2 separate regions of the Homo sapiens genome follow, and region 1 is linked to region 2. A link is a loop called in an ENCODE intact Hi-C map of the cell type or tissue named here. Cell type or tissue: GM12878. All regions are shown on one strand. Links, peaks and the distances in the headings refer to the core of each region. The heading gives the core; the rest is flanking DNA.

Region 1 (10,205 bases), core at 1,357-9,356, 170 kb after region 2:
GACAGTCCAATAAAATATTTTGAGAGAGAGAGAGAGATCACATTCACATAACTTTTATTGCTGTATATTGTCATAATGTTTTATTTTTTGCTAATCTTTTATTGTGCCTAATTTATAAAATAAATTTTATCATAGGTGTGTATAGATAGGAAAAAAACATAGTATGTATAGGGCTTGGTACCATCCTTACTTCCAGCCATCCCATGGGGGTATTGGAAAGTATACACTCCACCACCGCCCTGTGGAAAAGGGAGTCTACTATGCATGATTTTGACTCAGTGATTTCACTAGGAATCCCTTAAGAGAAAATAAAGAGGACTATGGGTGAGCTACCAATCTATTCGTCTCAATGGTGCATATAGTAGCAAAGAAAATTGTAAACAACCTGTTTATAATCTTCATTAAACAAATGATGGCATATTTGTTCAATAGAATAGTATGAAGGTTATTAAAGTGACTTAATTTCTTCAGAAGATGTTTGCAATGTATTAAGTGAAAAATTAAAAATTATATAAATCCATCTTTTTAAAAAGGTGTCCGTACATGTATATCATACAGAACACTGGAAGAATTATATATCAATGTGTGCAAGGGGGGATGTTTCAGAGGGGTGGGACTATGGGTAATTTTCATTTCCTTTTTGTTTGTTTTGTTTTGTTTTGTTTTTTGAGGCAGAGTTTCGCTCTTGTTGCCCAGCGCCATGGCACGATGGCTCACTGCAACTTCCGTCTCCCGAGTTCAAGCGATTCTCCTGCCTCAGCCTCCCAAGTAGCTGGGATTACAGGCATGTACCACCACACCTGGCTAATTTTTGTATTTCTAGTAGAGACGGGGTTTTACCATGTTGGCCAGGCTGGTCTCGAACTCCTGACCTCAAGTAATCCATCTGTCTTTGCCTTCCAAAGTGCTGGGATTACAGGCATGAGCCACTGTACCCAGCCTCATGTTCTTTTTATTTATCAATATGTTTACAATGAGGAAAATGTTTAAAAAGGTCCCAGTTGAAGCATCTCATCCTTTGGGAAGCCTTCCTGCCCTCCAGTCCTTATAAATACCCTTCCTGTGTGTGTTCACTGTGTGTATCTCACAAGACTAGCAAGCTGACCTCTTCAGTGTTAATTTCCTTGTTCTGTTCATTGTTCATCACTAGAGTATAACTTCCTTGAGGAAAAGAGACATGTCTTGCCTTGTCACTGCATTCTCAATTTGTAGTTTGAAGAATGTTTGTTGAATGATGAATTGAAAATGTCCTTTTATTTGGTCTTTTAAGTAACTATCTGCTAGCATCCCACTGTTTAATAATTTATAAAATTGGAAATCACAAATTTCTAATGGGAGTGAGTAATTGCTTCAAACTCTGGTTTTGCCAATGGAGAAACAGAGGCTGGGGAGAAACGAAGTGACAACCGGTGTTGTGTGGTGGGCTAGGGGCAGGCTAGGACCACACCTGCTCTCACGGTTTTTCTCCTGAGGCTTTCACAGACCAGACTGCTTAGCAGGCCTCCTGATTTGCTTTTGTTATATGGGGAAATCTGACACACAGAGAATCGTGAGGGGGATGAATGTTTCTAGTTAGGGCAGGAGGGGGCAGTGAGAAAGGGAGAAATCTGGCTGCCCATGAGAAACAAGGTTTAAAACTAGATTTTATGATATTCCACCTGTCTCCATGCTCTGAAATTGTGTGCGTGTGTGCGCGCGCACATGTTTACTTCATGGGGAAGAAAGTGCAAGAAAACTTTATCTCGGGCAGCCTGGCAAATTCAACCTCTAAGACAGCCACCCTCAGAAATCTGCTCAAGCTGTTCCTTTCTTTCCTCAAATGTCCCCTGATGGTCTCCCCACCTCTCAAATTTGCTGGGTCATTGCATCTGTTTCTACCTGGCTGCATCTGAGTAGTCGCAGTGTCAGTAAGTGAATTTGGGCTTCCAGCTGCGGGCCTCAGCAAGTTTATCTCTGAAAATGGACCTGTCTTCACACTTAATCGTGTCTCTGTGTCCCCCATCTCTGAGCAAACAGCTGGAAAGTGAGTTGAGTCAACCAGTAGTTGGTCTGCATGGGGCTTTCTGGATGACACATATTTTGATATTTAATCCTCAAAACGTTTTGATATTTAATCCTCAAAACCATTCTGTGAGGAAGAGCTGTCATCCCCATTTTGTAGATGAGAATACTGAGTCCCAGGGAGAGAAGGTTACCTTCCCTGGGTTATACAGCCGCAAGTGGGTGAGGCTGGCTGAGAAAGCTGAGGGTTTGGGTATGAGGAAGTTAAATTTGCTTTCCCCCTTCTGGCAGGTAGCATTTGCAAGGGCCGTGTGTTTAAAAACAAAAAATGACTTTAGTATTCATAATACTTAGGAACACGTAATAAACACTGAACCTGGTTCTCTACCTTAGACTTCATAATTTGAGGAGAAGAAATTCAATGTAGTCATTTTTAAGAGATCCTTGTCCCTTCTTGAGGTTATACAAGTATCTTAGGACTTGTGAGTTTTTGGGAAAAATAAAGCCCAGATGGGTCCTGTGTTTTCTGTGGGTGTTGTTATTATTTATTTTTATTTATTTTATTATACTTTAAGTTCTAGGGTACATGTGCACAACGTGCAGGTTTGTTACATATGTATACATGTGCCGTGTTGGTTTGCTGCACCCATTAACTCGTCATTTACATTAGGTATTTCTCCTAATGCTATCCCTCCCCCATGCCCCCACCCCACGACAGGCCCCTATTATTATTATTTTTGAGATGGGGTCTCGCTCTTGTCAGCCAGGCTGGAGTGCAGAGGCGCATTCTTGGCTCACTGCAACCTCTGTCCCCTGAGCTCAAGAGATCCTCCCTCCTCAGCATCCTAAGTAGCTGAGACCCCAGATGTGTGCCACCACGCCTTGCTACGTTATTTTATTTATTTATTTTTGTTAGAGACAGGGTTTTACCATGTTGCCCAGGCTGATCACGAACTCCTGAGCTCAAGCAATCTGTCTGCCTCTGCCTCCCAAAGTGAGGGGATTACAGGTGTTAGCCACCGTGCCCGGCCCTGTGGGTATCATTATTGAAGGTGCTTTTGTTTTCTGTTCTGGATGGCTCAGAGGTGTCTCTTGAAGTGTCATCTCCGTGGACCACAGATTCAGCCATAGGTATCCACACCGATGCTCTAGTATCATACACACACTGCACAGGCCTGCAGCAGTCATTGTTGCCATTGACAAATATTTGTTACCAAGGTTTCCACCCCTTGCAGAATACCCACGCTAGTCTTGCGGATGTATCATCCTAGGAGTGGGTCAGTTCTGTATTCAGACTCCAGAGCCGAGCCCCCTGTGGCAGAGTAGGAGTGCCCAAACCTGCAAGATCCTACAGCCGTGCTTGCCATCTTGAGATGTAGATAACATTTTTATCATTCTCTTTAAACTATTTTTCTTATTTTGTTGAGGTATAGCTTATATACACTAAAATGCACAAATCCTAAGTATACGGATCAATGGATTTGTATACAGGTATATGCCTTAGGTAACCACCATCCAGATCTAGTCACAGAACATTTTCATTACCTTAGAAAAATCCCTCATGACCTATTAAAGTTACCCCACTGTTGGATGTAACCACTGTCTGATCTCAATCACTGTAGCTTAGCTTTCCTGTTTTTGCCATTCATATAAATGGCATGATCCAGAAGGTACTCTTTTGTTTCTAGCTTCTTTTGCCCAAAATATTTTTGAAAATCATCCATGTTATTTGGTTTTACCACATTTCATTCTATTTGTATTAATGTTTCGTATTACATTGTATTTGCATACAGCAATTATCTCTTTTCCTTTTTATAGACCTTTGCATTGTTTCCAGTTTGGGACTAGTAAGAATAAAGTTTCTATGAGCATTCTTGTACAAATGTTTTTGTGGGCATCCATGAGATGGTTTGGCTGTGTCCCCACTCAAATTTCATCTCAAATTGTAATCCGCATATTTCAGGGGAGGGACTTAGTGGGAGGGAGGTGATTGGATCACAGGGGTGGTTTCCCCCATGCTGTTCTAGTGATAGTGAGTTCTCGCAAGATCTGATGGTGATGTAAGTGACGATTTCCCCTGCTCTCTCTCTCCTGCAGCCTTGTTAAGGATGTGCATGCTTCTCCTTTGCCTTCCACCGTGATTGTAAGTTTCCTGAGGCCTTCCCAGCAATGCAGAACCGTAAGTCAATTAAACCTCTTTCCTTTATACGTTATCCAGTCTCTGGGAAGTTCTTTATGGCAATGTGAAAAATGGCCTAATATAATACATACTTGTTTCTCTTGGGTATAACTCTAAGATTGAAACTGGGGTCTTATTTAATTTTATTGGGAACTGGCAAATTGTGTTCCAGAGTAATTGAGTTACTCTGTATTTTATATTCCCATTAGCATTGTGTGGGAGTTCCAGTCACTCTACATCCTTGCCAATACGTCTATTATTCTTTTTTATTCCATCCCAGTCTACAGGAAAACTGGATGCTTATTTTCTCCATCAGAGTTTTCCGCCATGTTGTACTTTCTGCCATATTGTATATATGTTGCTGTTCCTACTGGGGACATATACACCAAAGTTTAAGATCATGGTTTTTCATTTTCACCCTGGATTTCTCCGAACTGCCATCCAGCTTTCCTTCTCCCCTACCTTAAATCTTACTTACTTTAATTCTGTTTGGAAAAGTGGAAAGTAATATAGATCAAGTAGCTATCTCCTATTATATTCAAAGTAAAATGTATATTAGAGAAGTAGGTATAAGAAAATCTTCATTTAGGGCCAGGCACAGTGGCTCATGCCTGTAATCCCAGCACTTTGGGAGGCAGAGGTGGGTGGATCACCTGAGGTCAGGAGTTCCAGACTGGTCTGGCCAGCATGGTGAAACCCCGCCTCCACTAAAAACACAAAAATTATCTGGGTGTGATGGTGCACGCCCATAATCCCAGGTACTTGGGAGGCTGATGCAGGAGAATTGCTTGAACCCAGGAGGCAGAGGTTGCAGTGAGCAGAGATCACTCCACTGCACTCCAGCTTGGGTGACAAAGTGAGACTCCATCTCAAAAAAAAAAAAAAAAAAAAGTCTTCATCTGGGGGCAGTCTAGTGTAATGGAAAATTCTAGAATTCTGGACTCAGATGGCCCTGTCCCTTACTGACTGTGACTTTAGACACATGATTTAATAGCATGGAATTTCAGATTCATTGACTATAAAATACAGAGAGTAAAAATTCAATGACATAAAGGAGGTAAAACAGTATGCTACAGACTAGGTAATTCTTCTCAAGTACATTTCAATTTTAGTTTGTATCAGACAGGATGTGCTGTGGTTACCACACGCAGCCCCCAAATCTCAGTGGTTTAGCATGATGGAAATTTGTTTTTTACTCACATTCTATTTCTAACCCTGGTTGTTGGAGCTCTCTCATCAGTCACTTAGGAACCTAGTCTAAAGGAGATGTCACTTTGGCTCCAGGTTGCATGAATAATAGCATTGAGTGCTAGTGGGGGAAGGGGGTATGGTGGTAAATTCGGGTGTCCAGTCAGCAAATATGTGCTGAGGAACCTATTCTGTGATAAACATTGGAAAGACAGAAACAAACAAAAAATACTGTACCTGCTTCCAGGAGCTCACAGCATAATAACAGCAATAACAAGGACAACAGCAACTGTAGCTGCAGCAGCGAAAAGTTACTGATCACTTATGAAGCCCAGCACTGTATCAAGAACTTATTTTATGATGCAGATGTTTTCCCAATCAGAAAACTCAGATAAGGGAAAACAGAATTTTATTTTTCTGTAACTGAATTTCATTTTACTCTTAAGCACCCACTTCCACTGCAAAATTGAATTAGAGAAAATGTAATCACTTCTGGTTTAAAACTCAGTCTCTTGTGGATACTGCTCAGTTGACCCAACTTTCTACCCTTTGCATTTCTCTCTGTCTTTCCCACTGTGTTTAAAGTTCCTGGTGTGAGGTGCAGGCTTTAGTATTAAGGCATGCCAGACTTTGGGAAGTATCATCTGTTGTTACCTGTCCCCACCTAGTGTAGTTATGTGTCCCTTTGTTTCTACCACTGCTGATTGATCGTGGTTCTGTATCTGTTTTGGGGTCAATACATCCACATCCCTAATCCCCAAATGTGAGAATGTTTTGGTCCTCTGGTTCTCACGGCCACTTCTGTGCCCTTCGTGGAAACTTAGGTGCTTCCGGCTGCTCTCTCCACACCACACTGGCATGAGGATCTGCAAGGCTGCCCTCAGTCTTCCCCACCCAGAAAATCCCCATGGCCATTTCTACTCTGTGGCTTGGGTACCATGTAGGTCAAAGAACTTCTCTATAAATCGTACAGACTCCTGGGAACTGTAGCAGTGGCTCCCCTGCTCTGGGATTTCCCTAAACTTATTTATGGCTTCTTTCATCATCCTTACCCTAGACCATAGTTATTCTGTTTATCCAGGATCAACGTATACAAGTGTAATGGTTTTAAGTGACCTTAAATAAATGCCCCTGAAAAGATAGGCCAATCAGTGTTCCAGCTGCAGATGGAAACTAATCACTACTATTTTGTAATAGGGATAATAATGGTGTAAGTTCAGGACTGAAATACAAGCAAAGGCCTGAAGCCAGAATCAGTATGAATTAGGATTCTGTGTCCATTCATCATGAAGGCTGATCAGTTGTTGGCTTTGAACAGAAGGCTCATGCCTTGATTAGAGCTGTCAGTGGTAGGGAGTAAATTAAAATGTGTTTGTGCTCCACTAGTGTGTTTGAATTTTAAATCACTGGAAATCCCTGTGTGGCCTAAACTAGAAGTTTTCTCATATGCAAAGGGATGGAGTTGGAACAGATAGTTGATCCCTAAGTACCCTTCCAGCTATGAGGTATTCTGTTTCATAATAGGATGGTAAACAATCTTAACTCATTCCTTTGTAACTTAATTTTTCTGCATCAGGGAAGAATAGCAGCCAGTGCTTGGTATTTAAGCAAAACATACATTTATAATTCATTTATATGCAGTCATATATATTATAAATGGGAATCCAAAGGATACCACCCTTAATAAGCAAGTGAGAATTTATGAACTCCTTTGCTTCCAACCCACTACTATTATTTATCTTATATTAATGGCCTCTCTACCCAGTAGACTGCTCTAAGTCTATTAACTTTCTTTTTTAAAATGGCATCTTTCAGATTTGGTGCAAGCCATTGGGCTGTAGGCTCATTTGCAATTTCTCCATTTTTTATGAATACAGTGATTTATGTCACGGGGATGTAATGGCTCATTTTGGGTCTAATTTTGACTCCCACTTGGATTCAAGGCATCTGAGCATGTCTTATGGGCTCAACAAGCATCTAGTTGAATGAGTTGATTTTCATGATGATGATAGTTGTAAGGGGCAATTGAGAAGGTGGTTTATAAATGAGGCCTTGGGGAGAATGACATAGTTATAATGACTGCTGGCTTTGGGGACAGACATTCTTAGTCCCACTTTCTATCTCTGTAATATTGAGGGAGGTTAACTAGATTTGAGGGGCCTTGTTTATGTATCTACAAAATGAGCACAATTATAACCAAGCTCCTATGGTGGTAATTAAGAGTTCAACATGGTAATGTATGTAAAGGGACTTAGCAACTTGCCTTGCACAGAGTAAGTGTTCAATAAAGCTTAGCTGCTATTGTAATGTCTACCCCACACCTGGTCCCATGAACTTATTTCTGAACTTTTCATCACGGAGGACTGTAGGGAGAAGCCAACAGAGCTGTTTTCACAAGGGACCATGTGAAATGTTAAGGTGGGTCCAGAGGTCCTGGAATTTACATTTAAAGCCAGGAGCTAAAAAAATGAGAATTATTACTGTTCCTGACCTCATTTGTCCCTCGGGCTGGTGAGGCTTAGGGTACATTTATATTTGCTTTCTTATATCTATACCTTTCTTTTAGTCTTGGTGTTTTTCACATTGACAGAGCCACAAACTAACTAGAAGGCTACATACTCCTCAGTAAGAATAGCTAACATTTGCAGCATGTACTATATGTCAGGCACAATCCCATGTGGTTTTACAGGAATATCTAATAGAACCCTCACAATAATCTTTTGAGGGAGATCATTATTGTATAATTGAAAAAGCAGAGGCTTAGTGAGATGAAACAATTTTTGGTTTGTATCAGTCAGTATGAGCTGTGTTGTGCTGTGGTAACAAGCAGCTCCCAAATCTCAGTGGTTTGGCATAATGGAAATTCATTTCTTACTCTTACTGTATTTCTAACACTGACTATTTGGAGTTTTCTCATCAGTCACTTTGGAACCTAGGCTAAAGGAGACTTCACTTTGATACCACATTGCACAAATGATAGCACTGAGTGCTAACTGGAGTAAATTCGGGTTTTGAGCCATTTATTCAACAAATGTCATCAATAAAAGAAGGAGCTGGCATTCAAGTCTTGCCTGTCTAGAACACTCAATCTTAAGCAACCCATTGTGAACATAATCCCATAGCCCTCAAAGGCCTCACCTTTTCACCAACTAGTTCTGTTCCTTTTGTGATTGATGATGCAATTTCAGTGTTTTAAATGTTGTATTTACATTGATTGGGGCTGCTGAGATCATTCACACAAATATGTCTAGCCATAAATTCCAGAGAAACTGTGCCATGCAGTTCCAAATTCCTTCACTTCTCCCACCAGTACAAGGGCTTCATAGGAGCAAAGATTTGCAAATGATGTTCCCATCCAACACTTAACACTTCTTATTTTTAATCGAGACATCTTCTGCTCACCACTTTTGGCACTCTGCTTGTGCAGCCTTCTCTAGTCTCCAGACAACAGCTATTTTCTCTGTTAGCCAATTACCCTCCACTGAAGGTTCCAGTATCCTCATACCTGCAGAAAAAAATTACCTGGAAAGAATGCACTTTTCTCAGGGCCCAGACGGTGATGGATTGTACCATGATGGTTTTTGTTCACCTACACCGGTGGATTTTCCTTTCCTGCTGGAGGAAAAGATCTCATTCTGCAAATGCACTAATGATGTGTAATTATCATCGCTGCAAGCCTTCTACGCATCTGGGCTAATGGTTCCAGCTTCCATGATGATTCTCATATGTTACCCAATTCCATATTTGAGTGGTTCTGTCCTGCCCCTGGTAACAGTAACAGTTGGCTTCTAGACAAACTTAAATATCCTGGCTTTATATACCTGGCTCATAGCATGTGATGATAATAGCAATCACCACATAAGTTTCAATCATATCTTTACTCACAGAAGGGAGATACTCTTGGTTGAATATTTAATTCAGTTTTGTTAAAACTTGAAGTCTTCTTGAAACAGCGCTGCCTGACAGAAATATTTAACGTCAGGAATTCATGAGCAATGGGACCCCAAGGTCAAAAAAGGGGAATGAGTAGTCAAATCCAGCCTTGCTTGTCACAGCAGACTGGAGCTTCAGGAATTATTAAGCAGGCAGTGGGAAGAACAAAGGGGATAATGTTCTTTCCATTGAAGTAATTTTTCTCAATGCAAAATGCTTTTTCGGAGTCCATGTGGGTTAATTTCCACCCATTTTGCATGTAGGAGACATGCATCCAAGTCCTCAGTCTCAGAGTTGGAAGAAATATTTTTTCTTTATTTTCCTTATTTCTAGTAAACTTCACCCCAAACCCTCAAACAGTTAGGTTGCTTAAAATAAAAACAATTTTGGTCAATACTGAGGCTTCCCTACCCCTAGAGTTTGTTTATTACAGTAGTTATTGAATTGAATCCTTGAGATAGGACTTTCTGTTGATGTGCATACTACCTGAAACCATGTGACCCTCTTCTTCTATTTTAACATTGGAGCCCAAGACCCTTTTGTGGGGTTGCTGTCCCCTTACCCTGGGGTCCTGCTTTCAGAGGGGTACTTGATAGCTTCTCCTTTGATATCTAAATTTCTTGGGTGCTGCTCCTTCATAAAGGCCAAAGTTCCCACTGTTTGCAAGACACTCACTTCCCAACTGCAACCCCCTTTCCATTTCTAGGGGTGGAAATCCTGCCTCTTCCTGCTAGTTTTCCCTTCCTTGGTCTGATAAATCCAGTTCATGTCTTTATCTTGTGAATCCTCTGCAAATTGCTATGGCAAAAATCCCTAAGATCTCTTTTGAGATGGAAGACCAAACATACAGCAAAGAAAACACAGATTAATAATTCAAAAACATATCTGCCACTGGTAAAAAAAA
Region 2 (10,205 bases), core at 922-8,921:
AATCACAGATTTCTTTAGGAGCATTCCCTACCAATCCCCAAAGATATAAATGGTCTTTTAAATCCCTTATTTGGGATTTAAAAATTAGGGAGGGGGCCAGGTGCAGTGGCTCATGCCTATAATCCCAGTACTTTGGGAAGCCAAGGTGAGCGGATCGCTTGAGGTCAGGAGTTCAAGACCAGCCTGGCTAACATGGTGAAACCCCATCTCTACTAAAAATACAAAAATTAGCCGGGTGTGGTGGTGCGAGCCTGTAGTTGCAACTGCTCGGGAGGCTGAGGCATGAGAATTGCTTGAACCCCGGAGGTGGAGGCTGCAGTGAGCTGAGATTGTGCCACTAGACTGCAGTCTGGGTGACAGAGCAAGACGGTGTCTCAAAAAAAAAAAAAAAAAAAAAAAAAAAGGAAAAAACATGAGGGAGGGGCCTGGACCTCAGTCCTTGGAGTCACCAGAGTTCCTGCTGCTCTTTCTGCTCCATGATGCTCCTGAGTTTGTCCTGCTTGCTTTCTCAGCCTTTGTTCTCTCGACAGACCCAGGGCTGTTCCTCAAGACCATTGTATTTTCTTCTAGCCAGAAGTTTGACCACATGGAATTTTGCCAGTGCTGTCCAAGTCTTGGCACTGTATCCAACCACCCTGGTATCCCTGAGATCTGTGTTCAAAGACAGCCCAGTTCTAATCACCTGTGAAAACCCCAAACCTCCACACTCTTCAATGTTATGGGAGGCCAAGGCTTTACCTGCCTCCAGGCACCCCAAACCCCAACTGTCTCCCCGATCTATTTTCCTTCCTCATGAATGAGCTTATGTTTCCTAAACAAAGCTGGGATGAGTCTTATGTCCTGGAAGTCTCATAGTTTCTACTGAGTTAATATTGACTCTAGTTGTCCTCAGTAGCCAGTTTCTTCTTCACTCACACCAACAGAATGTTTAGCTACACAGGAAATGCCTAGAATAAGGCTGACATTTTGCAGCCTGCCTCATAGCTAGGGATAGCCATGTGGTTGAGTTCTGGACAAAGAGATTTAGGTAGAAAGTGTGGGTGGCAGCTTCTGGGAGCCTTCTTTAAGGGACATACCTGCCCTTTGATGTTCTTTTCTTCTTCCATCTTGCTGTCTCCTATGCAGCTGCTGCCATCTTGGACCAAGCACATGATGGTCATATCCTAAAAGATATCAGAATGGTGAGTTGGTAGGAGACTGAGTCTTTGTTTATAAGACAAGACACAGAGTGGGGAAAACCCCTTTTGTTTGGTCCAATGTCATGACAATTGAGCATCAAAGGGAAGAATCTCAAGGACCAAGGTTACCTGCTGAGCATGACCAAACCCAAGAGAGCCCACGTCCTTAATGACATCACTTACCCAGGAGCCTCCTCCCTCCAGACTCCTTCTGATGGGAGATGAGATGAGACATTTTCCCCACTGTTTAAGCCACTTTTCTTTGGATATTTTATTGCCTAAGAGCACCCTAACCAATGGGATATAAAGAAGAACAGTCTCAGAGCACAAGGGTTGTTTACTTGTTTTTCAGATGAGGCAGGGAAAATCCCTCTTGATCTTTTGAGCATCCTTCAGCAACAAGAACAAACACAAACAGGTATCTCAGTAAATGATGCCCCCATATGTAAAAAACACAGCATGGAACCTGACACATTTAAGCAGTCAGTAAAAGGTAGCTATTCTTCTTTTTCTTAGTAGCATAATGCCTCAATAAACATTGGTTTCTGATCCTATCCCCTTGAGTATCTCTCCCTTTGCTGCTAAGTTTCTCCATACCTTTACATTTATCTCCCTTCTCCCCTATTAAACCTGGCTCTTGAAAAGACTGTCAACTTGCTCTCATTGAGGTGTCAGTGATAGATAAGGCTTAATGTATGACCTCATTCCCCAAACACTATCGGCTTGTCAGTGAGATTTACATTTAATAGAGGATTAAAGCCTTAAGCCAAAGGAATGAATCTTTAATGGTGAAATTTGAGGCACCAGAAGGCTTATGAAAAACAATATTGAAGAGGGGGAGGACCTCCTTGGTGATCCCAATTTTCTGAGGCATTCTCATAAAGTTCTCCAAATTCTCCCAAATTTAAAAACGTCATGCCGTACTGCACTTCACAATTGGCAGTTGGCAGACAGATTCTGGATGAAGCTTTGTGGAACTGAACGGGAGTGGGAGGGGGAATCGTGAAATCAAAGGCACAAGAAGAGGGTGTCTCAATTCCAGAGGGAGTTGTCTGTTGAGTGGGTGAGTCAGGCTGTCTGAGCATGTGGATGGAACTTCCCTGGGGCAGCTGCCTGTGTTGAGCCACATTTGATATTGACTTAGCAGTTTCCTGCTGCTTCTTGACCTTTTTTTTGGTTGGGGCTGGTGGTTGAGCTGTATCAAGTTATCTTTCTATCCCACCCTCCCAGTTTCTTCCCTGAACCTCATCATCATCTCAGTTCTTCTCCCTGCTTGTCCTGCCCTCTACAAAGTGCCTCTTTGGCCAGGCTTCTCAAATACTGTGAGCAAGACTTGGAATCTCTCTTCTCTCCTTGCACCCACCACTGAATCTTTGGGCATCTTGGCCGGGTCCCCAGCAGTGCAGACCTGACAGGCTGCATTCTTGGTCACTGGGATTTCTTCTCTGAGCTCCAGCTTATGCTGCTTCCTTTTCAGCATCTCCTCTTGAGTATCCCACGGATTATTTATTTAGTTATTTATTTTAATTTTTTGTTGTTGTTGAGATGAAGTCTCACTCTGTCACCCAGGCTGGAGTGCAGTGGCATGATTGTGGCTCAATGAAACCTCCGCCTCACAGGCTCAAGCAATTCTCCTGCCTCAGCCTCCTAAGTAGCTGGGATTACAGGAGCCCACCACCATGCCCGGCTAATTTTAGTATTTTTAGTAGAGATGGGGTTTTGGCATGTTGGCCAGGCTAGTCCCGAACTCCTGACCTCAGGTAGTACGCCCACATTGGCCTCCCAAAGTGCTGGGCTTACGGGTGTGAGCCACCTTGCCTGGCCCTGATTATTTATTTTTTTGAGATGAGGTCTCACTCTGTCACTCAGGCTGGAGTCCAGTGGTGTGGTCATAGCTCACTGCAGCCTCGAAGTCCTGGGCTCAAGTGACCCTCCTGCTTCAGCCTCCCGAGGAGCTGGAACTGCAGGCATACTATTATTAGTGCTTGGAACACTTAGCAACATACCCAGCTACGTTGTAAATTAGAGACGAGGTCTCACTATGTTGCCCAGGCTGGTCTGCAACTTCTGGCCTCAAGCAATCATCCTGCGTCGGCCCGCCAAAGAGGGACCCCACTCCAAAGCACTGGGATTACAGGTGTGAGTCACTGTGCCCAACCCCTACTGATACTTTAAATTCAACACATGTGGGTCAATTATGTTCCATCCATCCCCTGGATGTGCTCTTCACCCACCTCCACCTTGTTCCTTCCATGGCAGATGGAGTCATTGGAACGTCATCACCTCTGGCTGGGTTTGACCAATTAGGAGGAGAAAGGAGAGAGGAGGGAGGAGTGAGGCAGGAGTGGGAGGCTGCAGTGTTCATCCCCTAAAGGTGGTCTCCGCCGGATTGTGTTCCTCCACCAAAAGCCTGCTCCTTTCTAGTGGCCTTCTGTACCTACACGACTCCCTCTTTCCAGGTCTTGGCAACTATTCCCTGTCCTTGTTCCCCCAAGCTTGGAGGCAGTGGCAGCTCCTCCACTGCTGCTGGCCTCGGGTGACTGCTCTCACCCTTGCAGTGGTTCCCTTGCGGGAGATTGGCATCACCTGGAAACACATTAAAATTGCAGACTTGGGGCTACCTCCCAGCCCTTCTGAGCTTGAAATTAGGGGTGGGGCCCAGCAGTCTGCATCTGTTTTTAATTTTTATTTTTATTTTAAGTTCTGGGGTACATGTGCAGGATATGCAGTTTTTGTTACATTGGTATACATGTACCATGGTGGTTTGCTGCACCTGTCAACCCATCACCTAGGTATTAAGCCTAGCATGCATTCGCTATTTTTCCTAATGCTCTCCCTTCCCCTAGCCCACCCCTGACAGGCCCCAGTGTGTGTTGTTCCCCTCCCTGTGTCCATGTGTTCTCATTGTCCAGCTCCCACTTCTAGCTGAGAACATACAGTGTTTGGTTTTCTGTTCCTGCATTAGTTTGCTGAGGATAATGGCTTCCAGCTCCATCCAAGTCCCTGCAAAGGATATAATCTCATTCCTTTTTATGGCTGCATAGTATTCCATGGTGTATATGTACCACAATTTCTTGATCCAGTCTATCATTGATGGACATTTGGGTTGATTCCGCAGTCTGCATTTTGACCAGATCTCTAGGTCTAGGTGATTCTGAAGCACGCTCATGTTTGAGCATCACCAAACTTCACCTTTCCAGCTTTGAAATTAGTAACAAACTCTTCCAATTGTGCCAAATGAACATTTCCTCTGTTTTCTATTGTGATCCTAATGATATAATGACAATAATAATAATAGAATTCAGATCCCCGGCATAAAAGTGACCCTTGTCTAGGGTCTCTTTCTCAATGAATGCAACACCATGGGACTTGTTCTTACACATCTTTTAACTCTGCACCTACCAGCCTGTGTGGTACATTGTAGGTGCTCAGTAAAGGCTCATTTCAACAGAAATTTCATTTTTTTACCCTCATGGTTTTGTGCCTTTCCCAACACACCGTGTATACATCCATTCATCCACCCAGGAATCACCATATGGGTACTGGGGATGTACAGCCAAATATGATATTGTGTTTAGTCTCATGGGTCTTATGAGTTAATGGGTGAGATGTCAGCTGTCTGAGTTTCAGTAACACCATCTATTAATGGATCATAATATTACTGACTCCATGGGGTTGTTGTGAAGATGAAATGGGATAACGCACAGAGTGCTCTTGGCACGGTGCCTGACATTGAAACTATTCAATCAATTTTAGTTTTATTACTATTGCAGTAGTTGATATAGCTTAAGCCTGGCTCAAACAGAGACGAGAACATGATTTGTGGGCATCTCTCCACGCCATGGGTATAAGCGTCTTACAAGTTACAGGATCATTAAAGTACTTTGTAAATTACTTGGCATTTCATAAGGCGTTTATTTTTATTTTTTAATTTTTGTGAGTACATAGTAGGTGTATATATATATGGGGTAAGTGAGATATTTTGATACAGGCATGTAATGTGGAATAAACACATCAAGGTAAATGGGGTATCCATCAATAAGGTGTTTTTATATTTACTGATCTGGCTATTATTCTTGTCCTCGTGTGATATCTCTGTCTTGTTTATCCTCTTCAAGGCTACCCTGTAAGTTTCATTTTGACCTGCTTTTATTCCTGTGCAAAAGTTAGCCAGCACAAAAGAGTAGCTTAATAATTTATTCTGGATTGAGACGCCCTTAGGGTCTGTCCATTAATTTCTTCCCTTCCAAAATGACTATAATTTTTTATTGTTTTTATTGGTTAAAAAGATGTATGTTCATTGCTTTAAAAAATGAAATGATACAAAGCGGTACAAAGTACAAAATACTTTATCAGTTGAAATAAATCACTCAGAGATACCTCTTTTAACATGTTGCTGAACCTTTTCCTTGAAATATCATTATACATTTCTCTGCAACTCTATCTAGTATTTCCATGTTACATGAATAGGGTCATTCTATGGAGCCAGCTCACTTTTTAGCCAGAAACTATCTGAGGAGGCTCTGGGAAAATTTCGTCTGGGGAGGCGCGCTTGCTCTCCCACAGGACCACCAGATGTCGCTGCTTCTGAATTTATCAGAATTTCCTGTCCCCAGGGCAGGCTGCAGAAATTAATGCTCAATGTTCCAATCCTGGGCCCTGGTTCGTACCATCCCTCTGGCCTAGGGCTGAAGATGAATTGATTTTGTTTTCAGTGACACCTGCAGAGGGCAAAAGTCATGCCCACACTGTGACATGGAGTGAACCTGTAGTGGCTCTTGGACTGAACAAGTTCTGACATGTGTGTTGGTTATGTTTGCACCTGTTTTCTCCTCCTCCCCCGTCCCCAAATTAGATCGTGAGATCCCTGCAGGAAGAGACTGAGTCCTGTAACCCAGAGTTCTCTTTCTGTAAAGCCCTCAATACCTGTTAAGTCTCAATTAAGAATAAGGTAGCTTGGGGACCTGGCATGGTAGCTCACACCTGTAATCCCAGCACTTTGGGGAGGCCCAGTTGGGTGGATCACTTGAGGCCAGGAGTTCGAGACCAGCCTGGCCAACATGGTGAAACTCTGTCTCTACTAAAAATACAAAAATTAGACAGGCGTGGTGGGGCATACCTGTAATCCCAGCTACTCGGGAGGCTGAGGCAGGAGAATTGCTTGAACCCAGGAGGTGGAGGCTGCAGTGAGCTGAGATCACACCACTGCACTCCAGCCTGGGCAACAGAGTGAGATTACATCTCAACCAAAAAAAAAAAAAAAAAAAAAAAGAAAAAAGAGATGGTGGCTAGGAAAATAGAGGCTAGAAAGAAAAAAAAAAGTAGGTGTTTTGAAAGCAGAAAACAAAGTATAAAAAATTATTGAGCTGGGAGTCAGAAAATCCAAATTTTACATTTGGATTAGGTCTTAATTCACTGGCTGACTTTGGACAAGCCTATTGACCTTTCTGGGGTCAAGTTGGTTTATGTATAGGAGGTTGGATAGAATGATCTCTCAACCTCTATTAGCTCTGACCTCCTTGGATACAAAAGTTCTTCTTGTCTTTTGTTGTTGTTTTTTGTTTGTTTTTGGGATGGGAGGATGTCAAATTGCATCTAGAAGTGAATCATTGGGCACCGTCAAGAAACCTGGGGAACTCAGGTCCTGGGGCATCCAGGGCAGGTCAGGCCTGAGGCTGAGCTGCACTTAACAATCCACCCTCCTTGCAGGGCCATTGGCGCCGGCCGCACCAGCACAGCCCATACATCATTATTAGATTCCCTTCATCATGCTAATTGACATGGGATGAAAAATATCCAGTGAAGGAAACAGCAAATGCTTTCACATTCAGCCAGGGCACCTGGCAAATGGGAGAAACTGCTGTAAAAGTTAACTGAGATTGAAAACGGGCCTACTAATATCTTGTAGGGTGAATGTTTCCTGTTGCCGGGAACTAGTTCGGATTGGCAATGTGAGTGAGTGGTGGAGACAGGGAGGGAGGGAAGCTTGGGGTACCACGTGTGAAGTGTAGAGGTTGGGGGGAACCTTTTAAGACAGTTTAGGTTCAGATGCATGGAGAACCAGACAGAACAAATAAAGAAGGATAGAGAGGAGAGAGAGGGAGCTGGTCTTGTCTCCTCTAAACTGTAGTGATAATTGTACCCCCTTCTCAGTTTGAATTCTGTTGAGAATTATTTTCTCAAGAAGAGTCCAGTATTGGGTGGAGGGGAATGTAGAATTCCTGGCTCTAGACCAGTCTGGGGGTAGAGGAGGTTGCACCCCAGGGGACATTAGGTAATGTCTGGAGACATATTTGGTTGTCATAAGTTGGGGGCGGGTTATATTAGCATCTCCTGGGTAAAGGCCAGGGATGTGGCAAAACATCCTACAATGCACAGGGCCACCCCCTCCCACCAAGCACATAATGATCCCGTCTAACATGTCAATAGTCCTGAGGTGAGGAAGCCCGGCTCTAAAACAATGTGTGACTTTGCACAAGTAACTAAACACCTCCGGGTGACTATTTTATCAATCTACGTGACAAATTTTACATGGTATGGTAGATTGCTGGCAAAAATAGCCCAAATTCTCCTCCATGTCCCCCCTGGCCATTGCAATATCACTTTGCAGCTCCTGCTATCAAGACATGGAGTCTGTTCCTCACTCTTTGAATCACGGCTAGCCTGTGTCTTGCTTTGTTCAGCAGAATCTGCAGAATTGGTAGCACCAAGTCTAGGCCTCAGAGGCTTTGCACAGTTCTGTTGTCTCCTTCCGAGCCCTGCTCTCCTGTGTGCGTGAGCCTGGGCTAATCTGCTGGAGGATGAGACACCACGTGTACAACAGGCAAACTGCCCTACCCTGTCTATGCTAAAAATACAATTGCTAAAAATTGCAAGATACAGTCCAGCCTAGAGTAAAACTATCTACTGACCGAGGACCATGGACTGCAGACCCTAGCTGAGATAAGAAAACCCACCCAGGTAATCCATAGTTTCCTGGGAGATAACAGATTCGTACTTTTTTTTTTTTTTTTTTTCCTTTGAGATGGAGTTTCGCTCTTTTACCCAGGCTGGAGTACAGTGGCACGATCTTGGCTCACTGCAACCTGCCTCCTGAGTAGCTGAGATTACAGGCACCCACCACCATGCCCAGCTAATTTTTGTATTTTTAGTAGAGACAGGCTTTCACTTGAACCCCTGACTTCGTGATCCGCCCACCTTGGCCTCCCTAAGGGCTGGAATTACAGGCGTGAGCCACCATGCCTAGCTCCAGATTCTTACTGTTTAACCCACTGAATTTCAGGGTGGTTCATTATGCAACAATAGCTAGCTAATATGCAAGGTCTTGAAATTAAGACTCAACGGTGAATTCCAAGGGGAATGGGAAACATCTCAAGATTTGCTTCCTTTGTTAATAGCTGACATTTTCCTAAGTCCGATAGCTTTAAATGAATCAAGATGTGCATAACTGCATCCTTTGATACCCAATTAATGGAGCTGGGCAAGTTCTATCTGGAGACAAGTTTGCTAAAGGTTAATTTTATTCACTTTTATCAGGACAAGTTGCAGCAATCAACTCTGACTTAAACAATAGCGAAAGGGCATTGGTGAGGACACCAGGAAGCTGATGAATACACAGCCTTCAGCAACATCGGGAGTCAGAGCTGCTCCAGGGATCTTGGCAGGAGGGATTTGTGGCTCTCCTTCCAGAATGCTGTCAAGGGTGACAGAGGCCTAAGCACCTTTCATCCTCATGTAATTTGTGCTCCAGATTTGAAGACCAGGGTGGAAGAACCTCATTGGCTTTCCTTATGTCACCTGCTCTGCTAATAGGTGGTATCGTTTGATTGGCACCTCTGCCATTCCCACGTAGAGTGGAAAAGGGCAATCAGACAGAAACAGAAGGTGCCGTCTGCCTCCCTCCTCCCTACCCCTTCCCCTGCCACCCACAACCCTACAGATTGGGAAAGGTAGAATTAGGAAGTATGTTTAGAATTTTTGGTGTGTGGTCTGGACCTCTAAGATGGCTCATCATAGCCTAGCTGGAAAATGGAAAGCCTCCGTCAGAAATTAAAAATCAAATGTAACAGTGCTGTTGACTCTCATACGACTCTCCTCCAGTCACCCTTCACTTGTCATGTCAGTGTCAGCATTTGTGGTAATGGTTTGGGATGTGGAAGGGGGAGTGAGAAGGGAGATAATCCTTCTTCTTCTCCTTCTTCTTCTGAGACAGGGTCTTGCTTTGCTCTCTCTCCCAGGTTGGAGTGCAGTAGCATGATCATGGCTCACTGCAGCCTTGAACTCCTGGGCTCAAGCAATCCTCCTGGCTCAGCCTCCTGAGTAGCTCAGGCTACAGGCATGGACCACCCCACCTGGATAATTTTATTTTTTACTTTGTAAAGATAGGGCCTCGCTGTGTTGCCCAGGCTGGTCTCAGACTCCTAGGTTCAAATGATCCTACAGCCTTGGCCACTGCACCCAGTCTTGATCTGACTTTTGAAGCACTATGTATTTACCGTACTCCAGCCTGGGCAACAGAGAGACATCCTGTTTCTAAATAAGTGTTATCTCTTAGTGCTATTTCTATTCTTGTTGTCAGCTTGCAAGTTGATAGCTGGGGTCAAAAGTGTGACAGTTGTTTGAGTCAGATTTGGACCAGAACATTTTCTGCCACTTATTCCAAGGAGATGGCAAGGGTCAGCGGGGGGTCCTAAAAGTCTCGGGTCCAGACATTAAGTTTCTGCCTTCTGTAAGTCACCCAAAGATCCCCAAAGTGTCCCAGCTGTAGAGACACATGAATTACCTACTTCCCACCTGTAAATTAGGAGGGCTGTACACAATCTGAGGTTTACAACTATTTTTTTCTTTTAATTTTCTTGAACCCTTCAAGTAAAATCTTATGTTGAAGTTCAGCACATATAACTGATAAATGTGAGTCATTTTCATAGAAGCAGTTGTTGTGTGTGTTTTGGGGCGCAGTGGGGAGCAGGGGGAGCAGGTTGGAGCCCTACTCATATTTGGCCTCCCCCTCTTCTCCAAAGTGGCTCT

The links. Peaks named below come from ENCODE experiments on the same cell type or tissue, not always from the same donor. Only the 100,000 strongest peaks of a DNase experiment are listed, where the experiment ranks them.
Region 1: it touches region 2 in a loop (3-fold over the local background); 1 of 110 quality-filtered maps calls a loop at or near these places.

What each region holds. Positions count from the first base shown.
Region 1 is chr16:17,021,616-17,031,820 of GRCh38, forward strand. No RefSeq gene overlaps it. Among named protein-coding and RNA genes, the nearest start is that of XYLT1, 440 kb to the right of the region's middle. In GM12878, for the core only: a CTCF peak has its summit at 6,056; DNase peaks (open chromatin) are centred at 5,376 and 6,266; H3K4me3 peaks cover 1,958 bases; H3K27ac peaks cover 3,811 bases.
Region 2 is chr16:16,855,899-16,866,103 of GRCh38, forward strand. No RefSeq gene overlaps it. Among named protein-coding and RNA genes, the nearest start is that of NPIPA7, 480 kb to the left of the region's middle. RefSeq lists an enhancer at 1,079-1,646. In GM12878, for the core only: a CTCF peak has its summit at 5,758 (motif pointing right); a DNase peak (open chromatin) is centred at 5,873; H3K27me3 peaks cover 120 bases.